Regions from separate parts of the Mus musculus genome. Here region 1 is linked to region 2. The links are chromatin loops, found by intact Hi-C in ENCODE. Cell type or tissue: left cerebral cortex. All regions are shown on one strand. Each heading gives the region's core, and the rest is flanking DNA. Links, peaks and the distances in the headings are about the cores only. Region 1 holds the start of Cd34 (CD34 antigen). Region 2 overlaps Plxna2 (plexin A2).

Region 1 (8,333 bases), core at 138-8,137, 310 kb after region 2:
GAAAATAAAGGAGGTGACTTGTCTGAAAAAAAATAGGACTTACTGAAAATGAAATTAACTAAGAGGATAATTCAGACAGTGTGAGACATGTGTATTTTAAAGGGCAGATGAACCAGCATATGAATATAGAAGATAACTAAAAAGTCATGTCAGGCCAGGAAAGAGGAGATTACACAGAAAAACAAAAGATTGGGACAGGGTACTCTGTATGAATAATATTTGAGCACAGATAGAATGGGTTGCCTGTCATTGAGACAACCACAACATCAAGATAATTCCCCCCAGAAGACACTGAGCCTGAGAATGAGCAGGCCAAATGTTCCAGAATTTACTGTCAGTACGTGCTAGTCAGATTATAGCTAAAGGAGGCCCTGGAGGGCAGGAAGAGCAAAAAAGGAACTCACTTTTAGAGTGTAGATTCTCACAGCTCCCCTCCAGTACCTGGCATCACCACCATTAAAGATCTTTCTTTTCATACTCGGACAGTCCCTGAGTGCTTTCAACAAATTTAAAAGAATATTTTGCAACATGGGTAGTAGTGGGGGAGCTTTAGTTCCAAAGTATGAAACTGAAAAAATAGAAATGAAAAAATGCTTCATTAATGTCCATAAAAAGTAACAACGTATAAACTGGAATTCAACTCCTTAATAATTTTATATAAAGGCGTTAGGGCTTAGATTATAAAGACAAAATGACAAATACATTTTAAACAACAGATTTATTAAAATCTTCAATTTCTACTGTTCAAATATTTTTTCTAAATTTCATATATTAATCTGAAAATTTAGATCTTAATGGTATTTGAGGGCTCTGCCTTGCTGGGTAAATGAATCTATTTAAAGATTAATGGGCTATCCATGGGAGTGGTCTGGATCCAAACTGAGTGAGCTTTTGACTCATTTGTCTCACCATGTGATTCCCTCTGCTATGATGCAACCCAAAAGGTTCCCAACAGACATAGTTGATACAGGTACTTAAACTACCAACACTCTAGAACCATGAAGCAAAGTAAATTTCTGTTCTTGTTTTTAAGTTTTCTTTTTGTTTATGGGAGGGGGAAGTCCTTTGAAATAGGGTCTTGTATACCTCAGTCTTGACTCAAACTTGCTAATATGGCTGAAAATGACTTCTATTTCCTAGTCGTCCTGCTTCTGGCATTCTCTATTCTTTATAAAGTATCAAGCCTCGGATATTTTGTTAAAGGGAACTAAGATATTTACTGTTTTTCACATCAAAGGCATTGTATTTCACAGTCTATTTTTATCTGATAGGAAGTGTGTTTTGCAGAGGATGGGGAATGTACAGGACACTCAGTGATAAGTGTGGCCATGACCTTTAAGACCTCACAAAGGGTCCCACTGAGCAGCTCTTAATGTGTTTCTTTTACACTCTCTGCCTTGAGTGGTATAGCTATAATAGCTAGTGTCTTCTGGAATCAGCTTAGGAGATGGAGTGTGAAAGCAGGGATGTTGAGGGGCAGACTGGGAGGACTAAAAGAGAAATGATTGCTCAATTCTACCTGGTCTGCGAGTTGTCAGAAGGTTGAGGCAATAAGTGGATTTGTATATGTGCTGAGAGAAGGTGTGTGAGCTGTGAGTGATGTGTCTCAGTGACTGCGTGCTGAGGGCCAGTCTTCCATCATGCTTTATATTCTGGTTGCATTATAGCTCTGCAGAACAGAAAAGTACAGATTTGGTTTCTTCGGGGGATGGATTTCTAAACTCCCCGCCCCCCCCCCAACTAAGATGTCTACATTTACTTTCCTTCCCTGGTGCTGAACACTGCTTTGTCCTTACGCTTGTACTTAGGAGGTATTCTTTTTCTTTCATGACCTCTTGAAAGAAATGACAGACAGCACATATTACAAGTTAAGATTCTTGGCACTCAGCCTTGATTCTGGTTCTATATGGATTTTGCTTTCAGAAACTTTTCCATAGAGTCAATATCTTTCACTCTCCTCCCCCACTTCAAAGCTAGTTAAGAAGTTCAAGTACAAAATATTTCCTATAGTCCCATTTCCCATGGTCCAAAAGACAAAAGATATTTAAAGTAATCAGAAGAGAGCCTAAAACAATGGTACATACCTATGATCCCACCATTCAGGAAGCTAGGATAGGATTTTTTTTTTTTGAGTCCAAGACCAGATGGGACTATAGAGTGAGATCCTGTCTCAAAACACTTTAATTAATTAAACTAACAGAGAAAACATCTGGAAGTAAAGGTAGACTCAAATGAACCAACTCATTTTTACATATAACAATTTACCTACCATAAAAAGTATGAGCAAAATGTAGGTACCAGAAGAAAATCCACTTTTGAAACTGAAGAATTAGGTGTAATATTTCCTTCTTAGTTCATATTCCAAGGACCAGAATTTAATTTTAAAAGTACATTTTGCAATCCTTTCTGACCCTACCTCCAGGTTCTCCATCACAATATGCCAACTGTACTTTGACACAAACTCACTTAATGTCGTTGTATTCAATGAGCCTCTGCCTTTATTATGATGAAAACCTCCGCTTCTTGTTTTAATGGTGTGATATGAAACAGGGTAAGAGTATAGATTTGAGGACTGATACTCTTCTTCTCAACCCCAAGGTATATTAGGCCCAGGGTAGGCAACACAAACAAATGTACTTTCTTCGTGGAGGTAGATCTTCAGAGAAATAAATACAGAAATTTATCCAGGGCGTTTGTCTGATCTTTCTTTCTCCCTTTAGGTTATGTGACCAGACATTATGGGAAAACTAGGGCTAAGTATTTACAGTCATCATCACAGACCCTTCTGTGCCTTATCTCAATTTCTACCTGCTGCTATATGCCTTGTCTTGCTTCTCTCTCCTCCTGCCTTGATCTTCTGACCTGTGACGAGTCAGAATCCTGCAATCCAGCGCATCAACATGCAGCACCATTGCGTGGAGAAGCACAAGGAGTGCTAGAAGGTCTGTTAGGTAGGGCAGGGTAAGAATCTAAGAAATCTTTTGTCTGAAGGGAGGGCAAGAAAAGCTCCCATAGAATCAGGAAACTTAAATCTAGGATTGAAAAGGGAACATTGGAGAAAAACCATGTACTATGGAGTATCTATATTATCTCTATGGTATTGACAATTGCTATGACCCAACTAGCTAAGGAAATATGGATGATCACAGGAAAGTTAATACAAATTCTGTTGATTTTGCTGGAAAATGAGTATAAAAGAGAGATGGTAGGATAGCAGATGGTCTGGACTGTGAAAAGGCTATTAGTGTCCTGTTTGTGTCCTGCTCAATTTTAACATGCAGCACAGATTCCACCGTGACTATCTCTAAAGGTGTCTTGGAATTGTGTTGTTTCCTGCTTAGCTGAAAGATCATACTCCTGTAAACTCAGGCGTACACAGTGGCTTCCTGCCACACTTAAAACTTGAAAATAAAGAAATCAGAAAGGAGAAATTTGACCCTGCCGAGAGGCAGCCAAGATGACACACGGTTAAAAGTGAAGTAGGAACTACGAGAGGGGCTGGCCTCACCAAGACGCAACAGGGAGGGGATAAGCCAGCATCCCCCACCCACTCCGGACAGGGAGCAGGGGAGGAGAGCCAATATCCCCCACCCCTGCGCAGGGCGGAGGAGCGCGTCCCGCGCCGGGCCGCCTCCTGCACCGAGCGCATCTCCGGAGCGGTACAGGAGAATGCAGGTCCACAGGGACACGCGCGCGGGGCTCCTGCTGCCATGGCGCTGGGTAGCTCTCTGCCTGATGAGTCTGCTGCGTGAGTATTAACAGCTGAGGGCCAAGGGACCAGGCTATGGGCCGGGAGGAGGGAAGACGCCGGCCACTAACCTCACCTGGGAATCCTGCGCTCCAGCACGCAGAAGTGAGCTTACTCAGGTAGTGCTGGGGGACGCCAGCTCCTCTGCGTGGCTGGAGGTGCAAAGCTCAAAGTTGAGGCTAGAATGCAGACAGAAGGAAGGAAAAGTTCTGTAACTCTCCTTAATTGAGGAAGCAAGGACCCAGAGTGGTCCAGAGAAGGGTCCAGGCACCCATTGTTCCCAGGACTTGGACATAAAGAATTCATGAGGGTAGCCATTTCCAGTAAGGGCCAGGAGACCTTTAAGGAGGACTGAGGGACATTAGTGGAAGAGTCTGGAATAAAGAACAGGCAGAGAGGAAAAAAAGGACAATTTTAAATTTCAGATTAGAAAGCTAGAGTCGCCCCTGCAGAAACCATGCAGATGCTAGTAGGGAGGTGGTTTGGTGTACACACCAAGTCCTTCTGCTCACCAGTCTTCCCCGTGCACAAACATACATTCATTGCTAGTTGGAATTTTCTTGCTCTGCTTCCCTTCAGATTCTAAAGCTAGTGGACAGGCCAAGACACCTCCTGCTGCCCACGCATACTCTTACTTCTTAAGTTCTTCCCCTCTTAGGTTGGCAAAAAATAGTATTCACTCAGTCTATAGCAAACTTTATTGCACTGGAGGGTGTTGTTCTTCATCCCAACTCATGTCCTTTGAGGTTTTCAGGGTTGTGAATTACTCATTTTGCTTTTAACCCTTGGGGCTCCTAAATCTTCATTGTATATCTTAAAGGACACTCAACATGTAGAGTAGCCTGGATCTACCCACAAGACCTCTTTTCTCCCAGTCTTCTGCTCCATTGCCTTTGGGTCTATCCCAAAGAGAGCTGGCAGAGGAGAAGTTGAATTAGGTTCTGGGTTCTCCTGATTGGCAGCGCTAGACATGTCCATTTTGATGGAGTAAAACTTGCTTGGACAAAAATGCCCAGAATGATGCTACACTGTGCACGGGTAGGTGACCACGGGCTGGAGTCCTCATCAGATGCTCTGTACTTACTCTTTTGGTCACTCAGCTCAGCACTGACCCAAGTCTGGGTGTAGTGCTGTCTTTTCTTATTTCCTCAGCTGGCCAGTATCAGCCTTGTCTTGGGCTGAATGGGGCAGGGTGGAGAGAGCAAAAAAACCTCTGCAAACCTTGGGGAAATATGCTGAAGATATCAGTGTCTCAACTTTAGGGTAAAGGACAGGGCAGGGGCCACCATTCCCAACCCAGCTAGACTTCATAAGCCGGCCAAGGCTCTGTACTTTCTCCAAGAACTTCCTAGGGTTTGTGTTGAGATTCTTCTGTTTGTTAATACTATTATTTTCTGTCCTGGAATAAATTGTAAAATAAATTAAACTGATGAATTATGTAATTTAAAATGTCCCACAGTAGACAACCGTGATGTTATTACTGGGAAAGTTGGTGTAGAATGGAAAGTCACTCTGAAGAGATAGTTCTCTTCTGTCCCATGAGAAGCTAGTGTGAACATCTTCTAGACAGCCACAAGTGTCACTTTTTCAGGGGCAAGAGAGATCAGTGGCCAGAATCTGGGTTGTGACTGGGGACACACGCTCCAGCTGACCTAAAAGTCTTTCAGGAAACTAGGAACCCCTTTGCCTGGGTTTCCTTCCACAAGACCTCTTTTTCCCTTATTCCAACACTACCTCCAGCTTCTACTCACATTCCCTTTCTTCCTTTGGGCTCTTTGAATCTGATGATCTACAACTATATCCTGCCTGGGACTGCATGTAAAAAGGGAAAAAGAAAATAGAAAATACTTTTTATCAGATAGTTTCCCTGCTACATGGTAAGGAGGGAGGTGTAAGAGTTTGGGGACTGCCAAGTAATTCAGTGATTTGAAGGCTCCCCAGTGAAGGACTAGACCAGGCTTCACAACCTTTGTAAATGTACTTCTTCATCTTGGCCAGCACTCCTGCCTGTCTGATGAGCAGGCAAGAGCCTAGGCCTCTCTTGTATCCCTTTGGCTTCATCACCTTGGTCCTGTTTGTTTGAGTTGCCTTTACTGCTTTCCTTTCCTGAGTGATCTTTGTCTCCAAAATCTCAGAGCAAGGAGTGCCAAAATTGTAGCAGATAAAGTTGGGGACAAAATTCTGGAAAAAAAAAAAAAAGCAAAAAGGGAGCAGATTCCACTGTTTCTGATCTTGCCTGGTTTCCTTTGTGTTTTGGACCTGAAGACCTAAGCTTCCTTTCAGAGTTTCCCAGCTCCAGGCTCCAGTACTTGGGTTTCCTTCTCTCATTGACTTTGGTTCATCTGACGAAATGTCCTATAATGTGGCAAATTAAAAATATGAAGGCATGGAAAAAGAACACAAATTCATCTCTAAAAGAAATGTTCATAGTGGCCAGGGCAGAATTTACATATGATGGGTAGGGAGAGACTTTGACATTTCTAATGATAATATTTTCTTCTTATGTTGGTTAAAAAATAAAAACATAGTATCTTTAAATTTGCTATCAAGTTTCCTGGCTGTGCTACAGGGAGAATGATGCATGCATCTTGGGGTGGGGTAGGTAGGGTAGGGATCCAAACAAATTGGAAGGCCTGGCAAGGTACTTTCCTGGACCTACACTTGGGATGGGCAGGGAATGAATCATTTCCCTAATGATGCAAAGGAAAAGGCCTCCTGGCTTAACTGGGAAGTCTGCTGCTTCCTGGAGTGGAAAATAAAAGCAAGCCTCTTAGAAAAGTGGTTATCTCTAGGTAGTTTGCTCCATTGCTTAAGAAAATGTGTAAATGGTTCTTTGGGTAAGAAATCTCAAAATGTTAGACAAGTTCTCAATATTCAAGGGCAGGCAGGAAGCAGGCTGGCTAAATGGGAAGTAGAGTCTTATATTGGAGTGGGTCAAGAGATGAAGGCATAAGGACTGCAGAATCTAAGGTAAAGACAAAAGGGTGACGCTCTTGCAGAGTTGGAAGCTTTAAAGGAGATTTCTTATAGAATAGCTTCATTAGCACAGTATTAACTAACATTTCAAGGTGTGCTACTGTCTCTTCTGGCTACCCTGAAATTTCACTCCATGCTTTCAAATCTCTGGTAAAAATTGCCCACGCATGGGAGGTTTGCCAGAGAAGGACTCAGGGAGACTGAAGAAAATGGTATTTGGGTGGCTGCCCTACGGAAATGATTGTAGTGACCATGGTACTAAGCTGCAAGCCAGGAATGAGTGGCACCAGAAAAATGAAAGAAATGCAAGTAGAAGAAATATAAACCTCCTGAGGATCCACAGAAATGAAGGGATGAAGACAAGCTATTTGAATATAATGGATAATCTCAATGTAGTGTGGGTGTTCAGGCTGGTTTATACTGACAACTCTGCCTTACCTCTGAAATGAAGGAAGTTTCTGTCAAGCCCTTTGTTCTAGTTCAGCAATGGCTCGGGCTTGTGGAGCATAATTTGTGGTACATAGCAGGTGTCAAGTGACTCTAATAGGAGTTTTTTGAATGCTCACTCACCTACTAATGAGCTCATCCCACTAAAAAAAGATCAAACTGCGTTTAGTTCTCTTCCTGTATCACTGCGAAATTAGCCTTTTTCTAACTTCTTATCATTGTCCTATTTTTATTATTTGATTTGCCCCAAGTTTCATGAAAATCCCTAAAGACCTGTCTAGTCATCCCCAGTCCTAAAGAGATTTGTGCAAATCACAGTGATGCTAAAGCCTAAAGAAGTCAAATGATCCCTTATTTTGTGTTTTCTTCAGAATTTTGTAAGATCCTTTGCATGTTTGTGGTGCTTAAGGAAAAAAAATGCACAAATTATGAAAGTGAAATTAGTCTCCAAAAGGGTTGTTTACAAACTTTTCTTATGAAAGGCAAGACAGAAAGCATCCCAGGCTTGGGATCTGGATGTGGCTTCTGGTGCATATGACTTTGTATGACTTTAATGGCACTTGAAAATATAGATGACATGCTTGACAGACTGACCACACACTGTCAACCCCAGCACAGAACTTGTCTTAAGAGTTATAGTTTGCTAACTACTGATATGGATGAGATAAAATCAGGTCTTTTGCAATATGACTTGGATTCTAGACTTTCCCTCATTATATGGAGATAATTGGTTTATCTTTATACTAATGTAAATTAGGACAAGCAAGATGGCTCAGTGGGTAAAAGTGTTTGCCATGCAAATTTGAGGACCTGAGTTTGATCCCCAGAACACAAATGGTAGGAGAAAAATGACTGTGAATTGTCCTATGACCTCTGTGTGTACTGTGGTAGATCCTTGTCTGCACTCATCTCATTTCCTTTCTCCCTCTCTCCCTCCACTCTCTCTTTGTCACACACATTGATAATAATGAATATTTTTAAATAATAATAAAACATAGAGTATCAGAATGAGACTAGAATGCTGTCGATGGTGAGTGTGAGTAGTATTGTTCATCCCTGTTGTCTGTCCTAGCGCTGCAGGGTCTGCCAAGCATTCTGAATAAAACACGTGTATGTTAAAAAAAAATCTTGACATTCAAGAAAATTTATAACTTAAGTGAGG
Region 2 (8,333 bases), core at 239-8,238:
TACTGGAAACCCCCAGCCATTACTGCTCAGAGACCACAACTGGAATGGCAGAGGGCAGAGCTGGAACTTTTCAGCCCTGTTTGGCACAGAGGAATGAGATTAGGGGAGAGAAGGGCCCAAGAAGTAAGGATCAGCTTCATTATAAAATGTTCACCAGGCTTACAGGGGAGGCTAGCATCATAGGGAATGTATAGGTTCCTGTGCATGCATGTGTGTGTGTGTGTGTGTGTGTGTGTGTGTGTGTGTATAGATATAACTCTGAGAGGCCAGCCCCACAGGACTTGTCTGGGTTTAGGGGGCTGAGAGAGGCTTAACCCATACAGTTCATGTCTGGGTGGCTAGGGGAAGGGATGTTATATTCAAGTCAGCAGGCAGTTCAGTCCTGGATGTCTCATCAAGTGACTCTTGCCTTTTTTTTTAAACCAGCAAGTAAAATTTTGGCCCATCCCCAAGTCCCTGTCACAGGCCTGCTCGTCTTCTTACTCCCTAATGTGGATTTCCAGCCAGTCTCAGCAGTGGCAACACTGCTCCGAGGGAGACTTTTTTTAAAAAGACCTTTCAGGAACTAAACGCATGTCAACGTTGTATCACTGACTTAATCTTTGTCTTCATATTCTCCCTGGGAGCCTGTCTCTGAATTCTAATTCCCCCTTTCATTTCAAAGGAGGACAATATTGAGGGAGAACAGGCATAGAGTGCAGAGGCTTCTCTCATCCACAGAGATAATAACTGTCCAATGGTAGATGGAAAAATATTGAAGTTTGGGGATGGGCAGGGAATCAGAGATCAGTGTCCCTCCAGATCTGATACCATCCCCTGATATTTAATCTCAGCTTCCCTCTGGCTTAAACTTACTGAGGGTCAAGAGTGGAGTGGAGGGAGGACATAGGGAAAGAAAGAAGCAAAACAAGATAAATGTGTCCGGTTATGAAAGTTTAATCCTGCTTTTCCTTGCCTGAAATTACTTTCAGGATGAGAGAAAGAACAGTAAGTTCAACTTGTCTTTCAGAAGCAGGGTGGGGAGGGGCCCTGGGGCACAGACTGAATATGTGGTAAGGTAAATGACTCTTTTCCCTCTATGACCCCCAACATGCATGTGTGTGCAGACTTGCACACAACACACATACCACACACACACACACACACACACACCCCTCAGAGGCTTCCAGAGCCTTCTGGAGGCCCCATTTCTGCCCTGCTCCACCTTCTGCGAAGACTCAGACTCACAGACTTTCTTTTTTATGTTTAAACAGCCTACCTTGTAGCTTTGGTTTCTCCTTTGGGTGTTAAGAGAACATTACTTGAGTATTTGAGCTACTGTTTCTGCCCCTTATGGCAAGCCACACAGACACTGAAAGCAGGAATCAGAACACATTCAGATTTAAATAGGTGCAGATTGATCTTGTGCTTGTGTGCTGCCAAAAATGTGGTAACTCAAAGCCCAAGGATAGAAGGGCAAAAGCTTCCGCCTTCAAGGAACCACAACCGCAATGTCTGGTGCTGAGGGAGAGAACTGCACAACCACACCCCCCCAGGCACCAGGCAAAGAAGGCAGGGTGGGGTTAGCCATGACTAGCCTCCTTCCCTTCCTGAAGAAGGTTGTTGCTCAGAGCTTGTACCCTGTGTCACTCAGTACATGGCAGATTTCTGGGAAGAACTGGCTGGTACCTGAGAGATCCAGGGTACTGTTAGTAGGAGCTATTTAATTCTACCTCCCTACCCTCTGCCCTTCCCCCATGGGTGAGGCAGCACTAGAGTTGTTTCCTACAACACCATTTCTCACAGCAAAGTATGGAGAGGTTTTCCTGCTGCATTCTTCCCCAATATCCCAGAAGTGGAAGTGTGGACACTAGTGTGGTTCAACAGGAAATGTCACTGTTTGTCCCTATTTCAGCCTGAGTGTCCTAAATGAATCCTATCTGAGATGAAAGCCAAGGAGGGCTAGCAGAGGGAGGTTAAAAGGAGGTAGATGTCAGCTCTCTTGGGGACTCTGATCCCATCATGGGAAATAGAACTCCCTGAACCTTAGGGTGGAGGGCCTTGTACTAGGGTGTCCCAGACTAGGGATAGGCCTGGGCTTCAAGAGACCTGAGAAGCCCTTACAGTTATGCCCTGGAACATCTATGTGGGTTTTTTGTTTTTTGTTTTTTTGGGTTTTGTTTTTTTTTTTTTTTTTTTTTTTGGAGAGAGGCCTGCTAATCCATCCATTGTAAAGAATCTCTGTAGTTTAGGCCTTGTACTATAGTTGGCAACTTGGCTTCTCAAGTGTCAACCCAGTACAGCTACTCTGCTGTGGACAGAAAACTTGTGTGAGGCTGACTTAGAGTGAGTAAGAACACTCCAGGGACAGCTCAGACGGCTGGGGAAGCCACCATGACAACTTTTCTGTAATCATAATCATGTAAGGCACATGACCTTTCTAAGCAGGAGATAGGCTAGGAGAGGGGTGGGCTTAGGAAGGGTGGGTAGAAAGCTCTGCCTCCCTGTGGAGACTGAGGACCAGAAGGTTGGCAAAGTGGCAAGGGGATGTTGCAGCTTTGAAGTTGTTTCCTGCTTCTAAAAGTGAAAGGTCTCTACTGAGCTGAATAAATATTACACTGACTTCTGACCTCTCACCTTCCCTGTCTGTCCCCCATCCCCACTTCCTCCTCTTCACTTTCTTCAGGAACAAAAATACCTGAAGGAGAAGAGCCTGGTTTCTGAACTCCCTGAAGGACTATTTCTCAGTAGAGCTCAAACTCCTTCCCCATTGTGAGCCAGCAGAGCCCCACTCTGGGTCTCCACTTCAAGTGTAAGTGCTGGTGTTTCTTAGAGTGTCCAGAGACCTAGAGTAGGATGGCTGACCCCAGCTTCAACCTGCTTGGAGCTTCCCAACTTATCCTTTCAGTCAGTGACAGAAACCTGCAGCACCAGGACTTTTGTAAGGTACCCCCAGATCCTGTAAACACCTCCAGGTTTACCCAGAAGAATGAAGTTCTTATCTGAGTACCCAGGCAGCAATCCCTCCAGGTTTTCAACTCAAGCACTTTGGGAGTAATATGAACCACATGTGTAGCTGGAACCAGGAAGCCTCACACAGAGGGTGTGAGACCTACTAAGAGCCAGACAGATGGCCAGGAAGAGTGTGGTGTCACACAGGCTCCTGCTACATAAGAACAAAGGAGGAACAAAGGGTTTCCCTTCACACTTTCTGCACCCTTCCTGGGGGCTTCTCACCTGTTGACTGCTCCATACCTCCATTTGCTCCCTGGTAGCAGGAGGGAGAAGAGAGCATGCCTGACACTCTGGTGAGCTGATTCCTCCCTCCAACCCAGTACCTCTGTCTCTGTCTGTGCATGTGATAGGGTTTGTTTGTTTGTTTGTTTGTTTGTACATTGTGATGTTCAAGAGCTTTTATTTGTCTGTGCTTCTGGAGCTAGGTAGAAGTTTGTTAAGGGAGTTAGGAAAATGATGAGTGCTGCCAACTGGAAAAGTTATTCTAAAATCCAGAGCAGAATAAAACCAGGGGTGTTCTCCCCCATAGTCTCTATATTAATTTAGAATTTTCTAAAACGGCAAGATCTCACTTAAAGAAAATGTGTGTGCTTAGAGTATAAAGAGCCAGATACTGAGTGGAGTCTAGAAAGAGGAAAAACCCATGGTAGCTCTGGCACTGAGGCCATAGGCATTGTTTATGGCTGGCATTTAAATATGGGACTTGAGATTTGAATCCTGACTTTGCTGTGTTTGGGTTTTTTAATATCCTCTACTCTTAGGAGTAGAGAAGGCCCTGGTCTTAGAGCAAGTCAGTTGGCATTGTACTGAGAGTCAACCTCCAGAAAAAGGCCAGTTCCTTGGGCTCAGATGCCTGGCTGCATTTAGGAGGTGCTGTCCCACACAGAAACAGGTATGCAAAGGACAAACACAATAGGAAGAGTGTTGGCAGGTCCAGAGGGCCCAAAGACTTGAGTCCAATCCTTGGCCTTTGCCCGACATTGGTCATGCTATGTAACACAGCTGGGGGAAAGCATTAGCTGTCATCTCTTAGATCCATACACTGTCCCCTGGCCAAACTGGGAGAGGGCCTCATTCCTTGCTGGAGTACAGAACATGGGAATGTGACATTGAAAAGATATCCCTGCATGCTTGGCAGTACTCTCCAAAAGCCTGCCTCAGAAAATGGAGACAAGCATGACATGATGCCTCAATTCTCTTTACTAAACATGAGTTGCAAAATGAACAGGTGTGCTGTGTAGAACACTTGGGAAGCATGCCTGAGTCTCTGAAAATAGCTTTAACCCAAGTTCAAATAATAGCTAAGAAACTCAATCCCAAGCTGAATGGTAGATTGTCCTGCATCACACAGCAAGTCATTATTCACCGTACTTCGTTTGTTCCTGCCCACTATCCCTGCCTACTTTACCACATTTCTCCCCAGCTTCTTGCTGCAATCCTTTACCCAGTTATATCCTCATCTTGCTATTCCTGAGTTTGGCTAGACACACAGCTCATGATGAGGCAGTATCCTCAGGAGAACTCACCATGCCTCTTTTCTGCCCATCTGCTGGCCTTTAGCACACATCCACAGTTCCTACTGGCACTGAGCAGTGTGGGGAGAAAGACTTCCCCTCTTTTCAATAGCTTCAACCAGCTTTCTTCCATCCATCTCCAGTCTTGCTATTTGCACAGTCAATGGCTCTGGCAAGGCCAGGCGGCCTTTCCCTCCTGAGAGCCACTGTGGGCACTGTTTGTGTTTCGGTCTCTATAGACTCAGCATTCACAACTTGAAGAGGCTGAGACAATGACCCCAGCAGCTGCCTGCAGACTGCTGGCTGGGAGGCACAGACCAAGAGCTCTGACTCTCAGGGATCTGCCTGCAGAGGGGCAAGAGGCAGGGAGTGTCAGGCCACCAGGGTTATGCCCTTTGCACCTGTGGGCTTTCCCAAGCAGCTGTGCCTGGCCTTGAAGGATGGGGAGGGGGGAATAATCCAGAGAACTTGCTCAGATCTCTAATTTCTACTATACACCCCCTACATTGTTGTTACAGTACTCTCCTAGCTATGCTGTGAAGTATTGGGGGTAGGGAGTTAAGGGAAGTGAGGGACATGATTGCTGGTTTGCACACTGGAAGGAGCAGAGAGGAATGAAAGCTTAGTCAGGGGTCTGTCCAGATAGGGGAAATGTGCTTTACTTTTAAGGAGTTTGAACATGGAACTGGCTAATTCAGTTTGACTGAATAAATGTTTATAGAATATGTGCCATGGGCTGAACATGATGAAAGGAAGGTAACTCACCTCTCTGGCTCTTGAAGATCTGAGAGGTAGGAGAGAGCATGAGCACACAAACAATCATTACATATATTGTGGAAAAATAGAAGAGAGACATGAACCAGAAATATCCAACTCGGGCAGAGGCCATCTATGGAGGATATGATTTACATCATTTGGAGAAGCAAGCAATAGTTCAAAGATAACCAGGTCTCCAGTAATGTTTTTTTTTATATAGATTTAAAAAATAAACAGGTGTAATATGTAGAATGTTTGGGAAATGTTTCTGTATTTTTGAAAGGTGGGTCAGAAAGGCAAATTAGCTGATTGCTGAGTTCTCTACCCACTTCTGGCCCTTGCTTTGCTTTTCAGCAAATTCACTGAAGGACTGTAGAGGAGAACAGGGTAGTTTCAGGTCTAAACAAATGACCCACAGCTACTAATCATAATTCCCAAGTAGAATTAGTGCTCACAACTTTGTTACCATAGCTGGCCTCAGAACAGGGTCCCAGGAAGGTTGGGCTGGGATTAACCCTGGTTTCCCCTGGAGCCAGAGTGCTACTAATCATGTTAAAATTAGCACTCTCTTTACATGCAGGGGCAGAGCTGCTGAACTAAGGTTTGGTCAATTCTCTGCTAGAACAGCTCTAACTTCTAATCACTGTCATAAACAGGGCTGAAGCAGCTGCTCACTCCAGTCTATTATCAGCTTGGTTGGAGACAGAAATTTAAATGACAGTAAGATGCTTAGCAAAAAAAACCGAAAGTCAGTGTTAAAAATAAAGAAAACAAGACAGCTTGTTTCATTGAAATAGAAGAGTTATTAAACAGCCCTGAATTAATTAGTGATCTGCCAAGTCTGGGGATAGAAGAACAGGAGGTGGGGCTGAGAGCTAGGAGACTTGATCAGGGAAAGAAGCCCCAAGGCAGTAGGCAGGAGCTGTTGCAGTTTACCCTGGCTGCAGAGACATGGTGGTCTTCAGAAGGGAGCTAGCAGCAGGTTTCCTGCCCATAGGGACAGTCAGGCTGAGGAGAGGAATTTGGCACACTAGTCTCAAAATGCATTCATTAGAGCTTCTGGACTCTTTCATCTACTAACCCATGCAGCTCCTAGGGTTATCAAAAGGCTGCAGAGACCTCAGCCCTCCTTCTCACCAGCTAGACCTGGGCAGAAGCCAAGTGGCATTTGATGGCTGGTCAGCAGCTCTCCGAAGTTCCCAAAAATTCAACTCAGTGACAGCTCTAACCCTCATTCCCAAAGGATGGTAGCAAGGTATAACCAACTCTAGATGCATTGATACCTACCCAGAACTGTATGGTGACCCCTAGAGAAGATAATCTCTTCTTGGAAATGGCAATTAGTGGCACTTACTTGGATCTCCAGGTATCAGATAAGCAGGATGGTATATGTAACTCTGAAAGTCCAGAGTATGCTTAGAATCTTAACCAAAATAGTTAACCTGGACTATCCTCCAGTCGTATTATGTGTGAAACAGCAATGCTAAGACTACTGGCCCTCACAACCTACATGAGGGGCATAAGAATGGGGTGATATGTCTTAAGAAACAACAACCAATTTACAACATGGAATCCCTTGGAAACTTGGAACAACACATAAGGAAAGTTTCCTGGAAGAATTTGAATATGGCTGGGAGAGGGCTGGCTTACATGCACACATATGGAGGGAGGGAAGTGGCACCCATGCATAAGCCATGCCTGACAATAATACACTGGATCTTGAGCCTGTCGCTGCAGGGGCATTTTCTTTGCTCTTTGACCTCCACATTCTTTCTCTTCACCCTTGGCTCCCATCACTTCAGCTACCTCCTGGCTGTTTACCCTTTTCCAGACTTCTCTCTCACACCCCATTCATCATCCTGGGTCAGATTTTTCTAGTCCTCACTGGGGAGTTCTTTTTATCCCTCACAACCCCAGGTTCTCCAGTGGCCCTAGACTTTGATGTGTCTGTCTAGAGATGATAAAGCCTCAGAGGTCTGCAAAGTATGTTTCTCTGCTCCCCTCACTGTAGGTAGTGAAGGGACTAGATACCTGTGTATTTGGGCCCAGATGAGGTTCTAAAGCAGACAGAAATCTGCCAGGAATTTCACCTGCCCTTACATTTTTGACTAGTTACTTTTACTTAGCTTTGTGATACCTCCTCTGCTGGGATGTGCATGTGAACTTGTCTGCTACCTAAGACAGGCTTCTTGGCAGTATCTGTTCTCCAAGAGTCTGTCTTAAGGAAAAAGATAATAAGAACTGATGGTGGGAAGGAAGGCGCTGCTTAATCAGCTTCCTTGAGGAAAACAGTTGACTCCTATTCTAAGACTGAGTCTTGGTTTAGAAAAAAAAAAAAAAAAACACTGGGGAAGAGAAGCTAGGAAAACAGGATGAAACAGGAATTTCTTTACTCATGTAATGAGCAAACACTATATGGAAGAGGTTGGGGAATGTGAGATTCTGCCTGCTGGGCTGCCATCTCAGTACCTCCTCTGCCTCTCTCTTGTGATATTGACATCTACCATCTTGTTTCATTTAGAGACTGTGAGGGTGTGAAAGGGAGACCCAAACATGGTGCAACCTGAAGACTTCCAGGAAAGGTATTAGAGATCTGAGGTCATTAGGACAGAGAGAAGAAGACTCAGAGCATTGATTCAGTTCAAGAGGGCTAGGTCCCTAAAGCAAAGTGCTAGGAGGTAACCTCTTACCCAGTCTGGAACACAGCATCTTGATCTTTGAGAAGTCACCCATCGACCTTTGAACAGCCACTTATGCCAGTGGGATGGTGAACAGTGTTTCTTAAAAACACTGTGACTGGTGTTTACTCAGAGCTGTATAGTTTACAAAACAATTCAAATCTTTGTCTTCTTGATTCTCACCACAACCCTATCAGGTGTCTTTTGACAGAGAATTTAAGGTTCTCTTCCTCCAAAGGTTCAATAACATGTGCAAGGTAACCTAGCTAGAGAGAATAAGATTAGAGCACAGCTCTGTCTCCAAACACCATGTATTTTCTCTGCAGCAGTTATTCTCAGCAAGTACCATGGGGAATTGCTTCAACCTCTTGTCATATTCTGCTCTGAACCT

Evidence for each region. Hi-C counts contacts between places; a loop is a spot of excess contacts. Peaks named below come from ENCODE experiments on the same cell type or tissue, not always from the same donor. Only the 100,000 strongest peaks of a DNase experiment are listed, where the experiment ranks them.
Region 1: it touches region 2 in a loop (4-fold over the local background); 5 of 42 quality-filtered maps call a loop at or near these places.

The regions. Positions count from the first base shown.
Region 1 is chr1:194,935,297-194,943,629 of GRCm38, forward strand. It overlaps Cd34 (CD34 antigen), which reads left to right and starts at 3,525. Exons shown (of 8, transcript NM_133654.3): 1 at 3,525-3,748. The coding sequence starts at 3,670. In left cerebral cortex, for the core only: no CTCF peak of the experiment used is centred there; DNase peaks (open chromatin) are centred at 3,594, 4,250 and 6,913; H3K4me3 peaks cover 1,895 bases; H3K27ac peaks cover 4,463 bases.
Region 2 is chr1:194,624,727-194,633,059 of GRCm38, forward strand. All of the region lies in intron 1 of Plxna2 (plexin A2), which reads left to right. Among named protein-coding and RNA genes, the nearest start is that of Plxna2, 9.1 kb to the left of the region's middle. In left cerebral cortex, for the core only: no CTCF peak of the experiment used is centred there; DNase peaks (open chromatin) are centred at 444 and 4,489; H3K4me3 peaks cover 424 bases; H3K27ac peaks cover 199 bases.